Regions from separate parts of the Homo sapiens genome. Here region 1 is linked to region 2. A link is an interaction called in ENCODE POLR2A ChIA-PET data of the cell type or tissue named here. Cell type or tissue: GM12878. All regions are shown on one strand.

Region 1 (5,000 bases), 210 kb before region 2:
AATGACAGATAAAACAAGGATAAGCCAAATAAAAGATACCAAGGCTGTTCTCATTTTTATCTAATCTCTTAGGGCCACTAGTTATGTCTACTTCAAGTCTGTATGAATCTACATGCTGAAACAATTCTGGTTCCTAATGAGAATGGTGTGGTTTAACAACGGTCCAGCTGCCGTGGCTGCACGGAGCATCGTGGCCGGGCTCTAATGCCAGTCAGCTAACCGGACACCATGGCAACTCACCTACATTATCTGGGGGATGTGTGTACTCAGATTCAAGACAATACCAGGAGTAAAACACATAGCAGTGTCATACTTGGGACATAGTAGAGGCTCAAAAATAGCGTAATTTTCCTCTGTCTCTTCATCTCACTTGCAGCCAAGATCTCAGGTGAAATTCACATACTTGGCTCTACATGCAGAAACATGACCCTCAGACAGAGGACCTTATCTGATGATTCTTATGTAAACATGCCACTGCTGGTAAGTAAGGCTACTTCTGGAAAAATAGCTATCCATCGCCTGGATTCCCCAGTACAACACCAATAATATCAATTTATTATGTACCCCCATGGTTCCCAAAGCATGGCTCCTGAACCAACAGCATCCCCATTACCTGGGAACTTGTGAGAAATGCACATTCAGGGACCGCACCTGAAACCTACTGAATCAGAAACTATAGGAGTGGGCCCACATATCCCTGGGAAGCTCTCCCAGTGATCTGATGAACACTAAAATTTGAAGATCACCAGGGAAAACTACTCCTCTAATGAAATCAAAGAGTTAAACCCAGGGAGGAAAGGAGTAACACTGAGGCTTCGCACTGAACTGATATTTTAATTTTCAGAAGGCTTTCAGCAAAAATTAATAGGTATTACCCCAACCCTAGTATCCAAATGTAAATGATTAATTTTTTTTTAAGTCTTGCCCTAAACTTATTTCCCATGTGATACCACCTAAAAAGCACTGAAACAAAACTCTTCATCCTGGTTTGTTCTTCCTCACCACTTCCACTATCCTTGGCATTTATTCAAACCACAAATAATGCCAGGCACTATTCCAGGTGCTGAGGAGACATTAGTGAATAAAGACCTATGCAAGAAACTATACTCAAAGAGTTCACAGCAGAGTAAAAAGGTAAACATTGGACTTCATAATTAAAAACTTTTGTGCTTCAAAGGATACCATCAAGCAAGTAAAAAGAAAACCCACAGAACAGGAGAAAATACTTGTGGAGAAAGGGGACCTGTATCTAGAATATATAAAGAATTTGTATAACTCAATAATAAAAAGACAATCCATTTTTTAAATGGACAAAGGATTTGAATACACATTTCTCCAAAGATATACAAGTGACAATAAGCACAAGATGCTCAACATGGTTAGCCATCAGGCAAATGAAAATCAAAACCATGAATGAGATACTCGCTAGGATTAAAAAGTCAGATAACAGCAAGCACTGGTGAGAATGTGAAGAAACTGGAACATTCACACACTGTTGATAGGAATGTAAAATGGTACAGCCACTTTGTAAAACAGTCTGGCAGTTCCTCAAAAAGTTAACTCTACTCCTAGGTATACACACAAAAGAAATGAAAACATATGTTCATACAAAACATTGTATATAAAGGTTCACATTGTACATAAAGGTATTATTCATAATACCCAAAGAGTGGAAACAGCTCAAATGACCATCAACCAATGAATGGGTAAACAAAATGTGGGACATCCATACAACAGGATCGTATTCAGCCATAAAAAGGAACGAAGTATTGATACATGCTACAACATGGATGGAGCTTCACAGCATTATGCAAAGTGAAAGAAGCCAGTCACAGAAGACCGCATATTGTAAGACGCAATTTACATGAAATATGGAGAACAGGTAAATCTATAGAGATAGAAAGTAGATTAGTAGTCACCTAGGGCTGTGGGACAACTGGGGAAAACAGGAGGTGACTATGAAAGGGTACAAGTTTCTTTTCAAGGTGATGAAAATGTGTTAAAATTGATGGCAGTGATGGCTGCACAGCTATGTAAATATACGAAAAAAGCCACTGAATTGTATGGTCTGTGGATTATATCTCAGTGAAGCAGTTTTTTAAAAAGGAGGCAGGAGATGAGAGGCAACGGCAACTATATTTCATGGGGGTGCTGGAATCTAAATCCTGGTGTCACTGGCTGAAGCTGGAACAGGGAAGCAAAAGAATCCTCTACCTTGATGAGCTCCAAACACAGGCTCTGGAAATAGAGCTAGAAAACAGGATCAACCATTTTGCAATTACAGAAAATAATGAGCATTCTTTTTTTTTTTAAACGGAGCATTCTATTTTTTTTTTAGATGGAGTCTTGCTCTGTTGCCCAGGCTGGAGTGCAGCGGGGCAATCTCGTCTCACTGCAACTTCCGCCTCCTGGGTTCAGGCAATTCTCCTGCCTCAGCCTCCCGAGTATAGCCGGGATTACAGGTGTGCACCACTACACCCGGCTAATTTTTCTTTTTTTAGTAGAGATGAGGTTTTGCCATGTTGGCCAGGGTGGTCTCGAGCTCCTGACCTCAAGTGATCCGCCCCCCTCAGCCTCCCAAAGTGCTGGGATTACAGGCATGAGCCACTGCGCTCGGTCCCAAAGTGCTGGGATTACAGGTGTGAGCCACCGCAACCGGCCTTCAGAAAATAATGAGCATTCTTTTCATTCGGATCTAAAGGGAAATCGCAAATCCAGACGGGCTCAGCTTTTAGTGAGCAGGCAATGACATGGTGAAGTCACTGTAACAGAAGGCTCCTATGTGGGAGGGGCCACATGATGAGTGTGGACCTGGGGAAGGGTCACGTTGGCAGCAGTTTGAGGGTCTCACACAGAAAAGGCTCAGTCTGAAGTCAGCACATCAAATGACAGCATAAACAGTGAGCTTGTGTTGACGGAAATGCAACAAACCTCTCCTGCTTGAATTGGAAAGAAAAACAATGATTAAAAACTGTACTTTTAGGTGGCTACCTGAGGCTGGAGGGTGAGGGACTGGGGACATATTGGTCAAAAATTTCACTTAAACAGGAAGAATAGGTTTGAGAGATCTATCAGACAACAACAGGGTTCTGGGAGTGAATTCTCCTGCCTCTGTCCACACCCAGTGACCAGGGGTGGGTGGTGGAGTCAGTCAAGTGGGGGGCAGGCTCTCTCAACTCCTCTATGTCGATTCCTTCCCTCCCACTCTCCCTGTTCGCAGCACAGGCTCCAGCTTCACAGAACCACTCAGCAGATTCACTTCCCCCAACATTCCTCAAATATCCACTGTAGGAAAAGCACTGTGCTAGGGACTGTGGGTGAATGAAGAACCAGAAAGCAAGGTCACACACTGAGGGCACGTGGAGGTAGACAGACAGGTACACAAGGGACTGGCGCCAGGCAGGGTGGGAGGAATGTAACAATGAAGCATGTAGTTTACCAAAGGGAAGGGGCAACCAATTCTGATAAAAATGAGAAAAGTGAAGCTCAAAAGAATGATCTGCCCCAAGAATGGATTAGAGATGACCCCACAGGCCTTCCATTGCAGGGGGAAGAGCTACCTCTTTTATTCTCTCCAGCAGATATTTGGACAACTTAACTTCTAAGCTCACAACTCTAAAGGTTCTTCTTCCCCCACCAACTACACCAAGAATAACTGTAGGGAAATGCTGGCTCACCCAAGTCCAGAGCAGAAAGTCATCACTGTCTAGAAGGCAACAGATTCGGCATGCTCAGGGATGCGTCCACCAGGAATCAATCTGAACCGTAGCCCTCAGCTGTGTGACCCTGGACAAGTTCATTAGCCTCTTTGAGTCTTGGTTTCCTCCACTATATAATCAAAATAATCACCCTAATAGGAAAACCAGTAGTATCAGCCTAAGAGGGTTATTGAGAGGATTAAATGAGACTAAATGTATTGCTTAGCACAGTGCTTGACACTAACGAACACTGTAACTAAAACTTCCCCACATTTATTGATTTAGAGATCGGTCTCCCCCGCTCAGTTCCTTGAGGAAAGCAACACTGTCTTATTCCTCTTTCTGTCCCCAGCACCCAACACGGTGCTTTGCATGCACAGTGCATGCTCATAAGGTTTGGTGAGTGAATATATGCAGTAAAGGGTATTTCGTTAACAAAGGAGATGAGCTTCTTGGGTTAACCATAGGAATCAGACAGCCACAACTGTCTGTTTTTCAAAGAGATTATGATAGAAAGCCACAAAGGGGTGAATCTGACAACAGAAGAAGTTCATAAATTCCACTCAGACAAGCAGCAGGGTACACCCTTTTCACTCCCCAAGCTCATTTCTTTCTTCCCCTGCAAGTCAATAGAAGGAGGTCAGGCAATAACCTGTATTTTTCTCTCCCAGACTTAATAAGCTTGAATTTAAACTGTCAGTCTTACATTTTCCCATTTTCTTCTATCTCCTTCTGTAATTTAGGCCTTGACCCTGACTTTAATTACAGACCATTGTATTAGCTGTCCTAGCAAGCTGATCTCATGCACTTAGGGTACAGCAGGAGCTACTTGGGGAGCAGGAGCAGCCTAAGGCAAGTTTGTTAGTTCCAGAGGTGGCTGGCACTTTGAATGCCAAGGAGGAAACCTGTTATGGGCTGTACCTCAGAATGTGACTGTATCTGGAAACAGTGTCTTAAAAGAGGTAATTAACTTAAGTCATTGGGGTGGGTCTTTATCCAATATGACTGCTATCTTTATAAGAGGAGATTATGACAGAGACAGGATTAGAGGGAAGACCATGTGAAAATACAGAAGATGCTATCTATAAGCCAAGGAGAGAGGCCTCAGAAGAAATTAACCCTATCAACACCCTGATCTCATGCTCAAAACCTCTAGAATTATAAAAGATAAATTTCTGTTGTTTAAGGTACCCAGTCTGGCACTTTGTTAAGGCATCCTTAGCAACATAATAGGAAACCCATTTTCAGAGTCAGGAAGACCAAAACCAACCAACCAATTGGTAGTGGAAAGGAACTGGGGAA
Region 2 (5,000 bases):
CAGTAGCAGCATTGGTAACCTGCATCCCCATGGGAAGCAACTTTATCAGCTAGAGTACAATTCTTATGTGCTGTTCCTTTTGCCTTTACTCTTACAGATGCCACTCACTTGCAAAGTCACTTAGGTTACTCTTTCTCCTACCTCCTTCAGTAAGGTTGTTTCCTACATTTGTAATACAATTAGATTCTTTTGTCACAGGCTGGGTTCTTTCCTAGGATCCCCTGACTTCCTAAATGATTCTTCTTTTCAAATTTGCATATATCCAGGTTCACTCTTTGTGTTGGACAGTTCTATGAATTTTGACAAATGCATGTCACATATCCACCAATACAGTATCATACAGAATATTTTCACCATCCTAAAAATTCCCAATGCTTCACCTGCTTATTCCTCCCTTCCTCCCCTAAACCACTAGCAACCCCTGATCTTTATAATGTCTTTATAGTTTTACCTTTTCCATCTTCTGCATTTTAAATTCTTTACACTTGAATCTCTTGAGCACCCACTGACAATGGCTGGCCAGTCAGAACTCATAGTCATTATTCTATTATTCTGCTCCTCTGGAGGGCACAGAAAGTTGGACTTCTCTTTGGAATAAAGTAGAAGATAGTTATGAAAGCTAAAATGCATTATCTTAACAACACGTCCATGTTTCACAGTCTGCACTATTAGTGCCATTATCCTCTAATAAAAAAGTGCTTTCATTCTAGTCTTCCTGTAAAGCCTGATTTGGTGGATAGATTTGCAGTGCCTGTGTTGTACTTCCTGTTTTCCTCAGCCCAGGATAGTGATTGCTATTTACTCAGCAAACAGTTTTGGAGGCACATTCTGGAAGCCATTCCTCCTGCTCTGTGAACTGCCTCCCTGGACCTTTGGTAATGATGTTTATTAACTCTGGTGATATGATTGGGTGAAAGAGACAAATCAGATCCTCACTTAGAAATTTGAATTGATGAGATAGCCGGTTGGGATGAGCACATTCCTGGAATTCTAGAAGGTGTCATCTTGGGAACTGAAACCACTATGTTCATTTCTGGAAAAACAGAGATTGGAACCAGAGGGAGAAAACACTTCCTCTCTGTTGGTTGGATTTCCAGTCTTTGCTCCAGCCCTTCCTAAGACCTGGCCACCTTCCTTGGCTCCTGTGAGATGCCTTGAGCCTCATTCAGTAAGTCACCCCGATGTATCCTCAAGCAACCAAATTAGTTTCTGTTACTTGCAATAAATAAGTCATAGGGAATTTATCTATGTTTTAAATTTGGTCTTTTCCTCTGCGGAGTGCTGTTCTAAGTGGATTTGATATGTCAGACTTATTTACATTAATACTAAAGCATTATAAAGGTCATGATAGAAATCTGTGTAAGAGGCAAAGAAAGGAGTGGTTGAGTCTACCTGAGGGCAGGAGGACACAGTCCATGAAAGAGGCGATCTTTCCAGGTGGTCTGGGCAGGGCATTCTGGGTAGAAGGTACAGTATGAGCAAAAGCCCAGCATTTGGAATCATCTTCAGGAGTTGCAGGATGTTTGACATAGGGTGTGACTGGGGGCAGTTGGTAGGCAGGTGAGATCCAGGCTGTGAGTGCCTCATGCTGTGAAGTTTGACTTTATCTTGTAGATCGAAACCACAAATGGGCTTTGGATGGGCTATTTGTGGCCTGCATATGTGTTTTGTTTTGCTTGTGCAAATGTTTTCCATCACTAGTTGCCATGATTTAAAAATCAAATGCTTTCCCTTAAACATCTGAATATGTACAAATTACCACTGTCTGAAATTTTTTGGAAGATTTATTAATAGATGGTCTAGCAGTAGTGGGCCTGCATTCCACATGGCACAGGAAATGGGGTATGTGGGCCCCTGTTGCCATGGTCTCACCTGGTCTACCCCATACACTGACTTTGCTTTCCTATCCTTATAGGCTTGGGCTGGAGGTAGTGGGGCCAGTGACTTGCTTACTTTCATTTGTTTCCTGTTTGGTCAGCAGTGGTCCCAGTGATGACCGCCTTACTATCTCATTAACCCTTTTCCTTTCTGAGGTGATTTTCCATTCCAAACTCTTTAGACACAAAACTGCTCTGGAGCCAGGCATGGTAGCTCACTCCTCAGGAGGCTGAGGCAGGAGGATCGTTTGAGCCCAGGAGTTCGAGGCTACAGTGAGCTATGATCATACCACTGTACTCTGGCCTGGGCAACAGAATGAGACCCTGTCTCTTTAAAAAAAAAAAAAAGAAAAGAAAAAACAACTCCAGTGTGTGTCTTCTAGATGTTTTTGTTTCACTTTCAGGGACTTGTCTTGCTGTCTTTTAACTTTGTCATTATTACTATTTTTTAAAGCAAAAGAGAAAGTTTAAAATACTGGCATAAAGGTTAAGTGAATTGTCATTGTGTTTTTAATAACTGAGGAGGGCTTTTGTTTGGAATGATATTTATAGTAAGTTGTTCTTTTTCAATTATTAGTTTATTAAAATAGTAAATTTTAAAACCTAGTATTTCTTGAACTTTAAGCTCAACTTGTAGATAAATTTTTATTTATAAAGTAGTAATTTTCATGTCAAAAATGGTTTCACTTATTCATTGATTAACCTCACTTAGTTTCTAAATTTAACAAATTAAAGTTATTAAGGCTGTTAGCACCACTTAAAGATTTAATCAGAGTCCCTTGATGTTTTAAACTGTAATCACACATTTTAAGTATCTGTTTCTCTCAAACACCTTAACTAAGGCTGATAACAAAACCGAGGAGCAAAGTCAGCCTCATACTTCAGCAGCTCTTGGGAATTAGTGCAGTAATCCTACTGGAAGCCAAGAGGAAAAAAGAGTGCGTTAGTCCAGTCAAGGTTACATGTTTTGAGGTATTGATTGATTGATTGTCAGCATACTAGATCAGTTTGTACCTTCCAAGGTGCTCCTTCCTATCTCAACAGCTAGTTTCTTTTCTCTTTTTGTGTTTTAAATCAGGCAGCCTCCAGAACCAGAATAGGTTCAGAGAGACTCTCAAAAGCTGGTTGCTTGATAAAAACAAAGCATACTTGTGAGTAGGAGGTTTGGGTGTCTGTAGTCTTTCAGCTGGGGGTTACCTATTTGCATAGGTTGCACTTGTCTGCAGCCAGGTGTGCTAAACTACCCATCATGTAAATTAACAGAGGCTCTTGAATGTACTTTTTTTCTCTAGTCAAGCAGTAAGGATTTATTCTTTTCATTTTTCACAACATAGCAAAAGACACCTCGTTAATAGCTTTTCACTATAAAGACTGTAAAGATTGAATTACTTTCTCATTTGGTTGGGACTCCTAGTGGAGTTGGACACTGAAATTCCTTTGCCAAGGCCCTTGGCCCCACCTCACATGAACGCTGTAACTGTCGTGTAATTTCTTGTGTGGGGCCTAGTGTGGGCACCGGTGGGATGCTGAACCCCGGCTGTGACACCGACTTTGTCTTGTCTTATTCTCCAGTGTCCTATTGACCTCCTCCTGGAATCTCATTATTGATGTGCACAAGGGAAGTAAAGTAATGCAAGGAGGCACAGCCTCACATTATTTAGAAGAAATGCTTTTGGAGAGGCTTGAAATCGATTTTTTGAAATCTAAATATTAGAACAAAAGAGATATATTTAGTCTGCATATCTTAATAGGAGTCCCGGCTTACAATAAAAACATTTATTAAACAGTTAAAGATGGAAAGCAGAGATAAGCAACCATTTTCAGGAGAGGGCCAGGTGGATGAATCAACACAATTGGTCTTTTTGGCAAGAATGTTAAAACCTGTTGGTTTTGATTTTGTTAATTGGAAACAGCGAGGGAGATTAACAGGTGCCTGAGAAGTAATTAATCAGGGATTTAGAGAGCTTTTATGTTATCAGGGAAAGGTGATTTTGAAAGTGTCCACTCCAATATTTAAGAGTACTGAGTGGAACAAACATTTACATTTTTACTGTATTGATTAGCTTACTCATTGGTGAGCCATGGACTGTGGAAAATGATCATTTGTGGGGGTGGGTGATAAAAGACTAAGAGTCAATTTAGAGTGAGGTTTGGTGCATGAAAAAAGGTGTCAGATATTTTACTTCTGACTGCTCATGAGAACAAAGGCATCATAATGCTTATAACCAACCTGTTGTTACACTTGACTCCTCTGTTTTTAGAGGCAGTGGGGTGGCCACTCACTCTACACTTGCCAAATCACCCAATTAGGAAGACAAACCAAGAAGGAACATTTTACGTGACTTTAGAATTGGGGAAATAGGTGAGTAGGAAGCTGTACAAAATATGCACATTGATTTCTGCATGTTAACTTATTTTGGGTTCTAGAATGTAGAAGCCAGTATCAGTGCATCCATGTTTGTGTGCTATAGCCTTTTGGATAGAATTTGATCAGTATCAAAATAAATACATGCATACTTATTGTACATTAATTATTTCCCTCCTGGAGACAGTGCTGGATTCTTTTTTTTTTTTTTTTTTTGAGACGGAGTTTCACTCTTGTCACCCAGGCTGGAGTGCAATGGTGCGATCTTGGCTCACTGCAACCTCCACCTCCCGGGTTCAAGCGATTCTCTTGCCTCAGCCTCCCGAGTAGCTGGGATTACAGGCTCCCACCACCACACCTGGCTAATTTTTTATATTTTTTAGTAGAGACGGGGTTTCGCCGTATTGGTCAGGCTGGTCTTGAACTCCTGACCTCAGGTGATCTGCCCACCTCGTCCTCCCAAAGTGCTGGGATTACAGGCGTGAGCTACCACTCCCGGCCTGGATTTCTCTTAAAGGGTGTTGCGTGGTTGGTTACAGATAATTTTTTTTCAACTTTTATTTTAGATTTGGAGGTACACGGGCAGGTTTGTTACCTGGGTGTACTGAGTGATGCTCACGTTTGAGGTATGAATGATCCTGTCACCTAGGCACTGAGCATGGTATGCGATAGTTTTTCAACCCTTGCTCCCTCTCCTTCCCTACTTTAGTCGCCCCAAGTTTTTATTGTTGCCACCATTATGTCCATTAGTACCCAAT

The links. Peaks named below come from ENCODE experiments on the same cell type or tissue, not always from the same donor. Only the 100,000 strongest peaks of a DNase experiment are listed, where the experiment ranks them.
Region 1: POLR2A ChIA-PET joins it to region 2 with 7 read pairs; 2 of 35 experiments call an interaction of 5 or more read pairs at or near these places.

Annotation. Positions count from the first base shown.
Region 1 is chr3:32,128,350-32,133,349 of GRCh38, reverse strand. All of the region lies in intron 2 of GPD1L (glycerol-3-phosphate dehydrogenase 1 like), which reads right to left. Among named protein-coding and RNA genes, the nearest start is that of GPD1L, 24 kb to the right of the region's middle. RefSeq lists an enhancer at 3,141-3,310. In GM12878, no CTCF peak of the experiment used is centred here; no DNase peak of the experiment used is centred here.
Region 2 is chr3:31,915,555-31,920,554 of GRCh38, reverse strand. The region is part of intron 1 of OSBPL10 (oxysterol binding protein like 10); the gene reads left to right. Among named protein-coding and RNA genes, the nearest start is that of OSBPL10, 63 kb to the left of the region's middle. In GM12878, no CTCF peak of the experiment used is centred here; DNase peaks (open chromatin) are centred at 2,157 and 3,004; H3K4me3 peaks cover 346 bases; H3K27ac peaks cover 588 bases.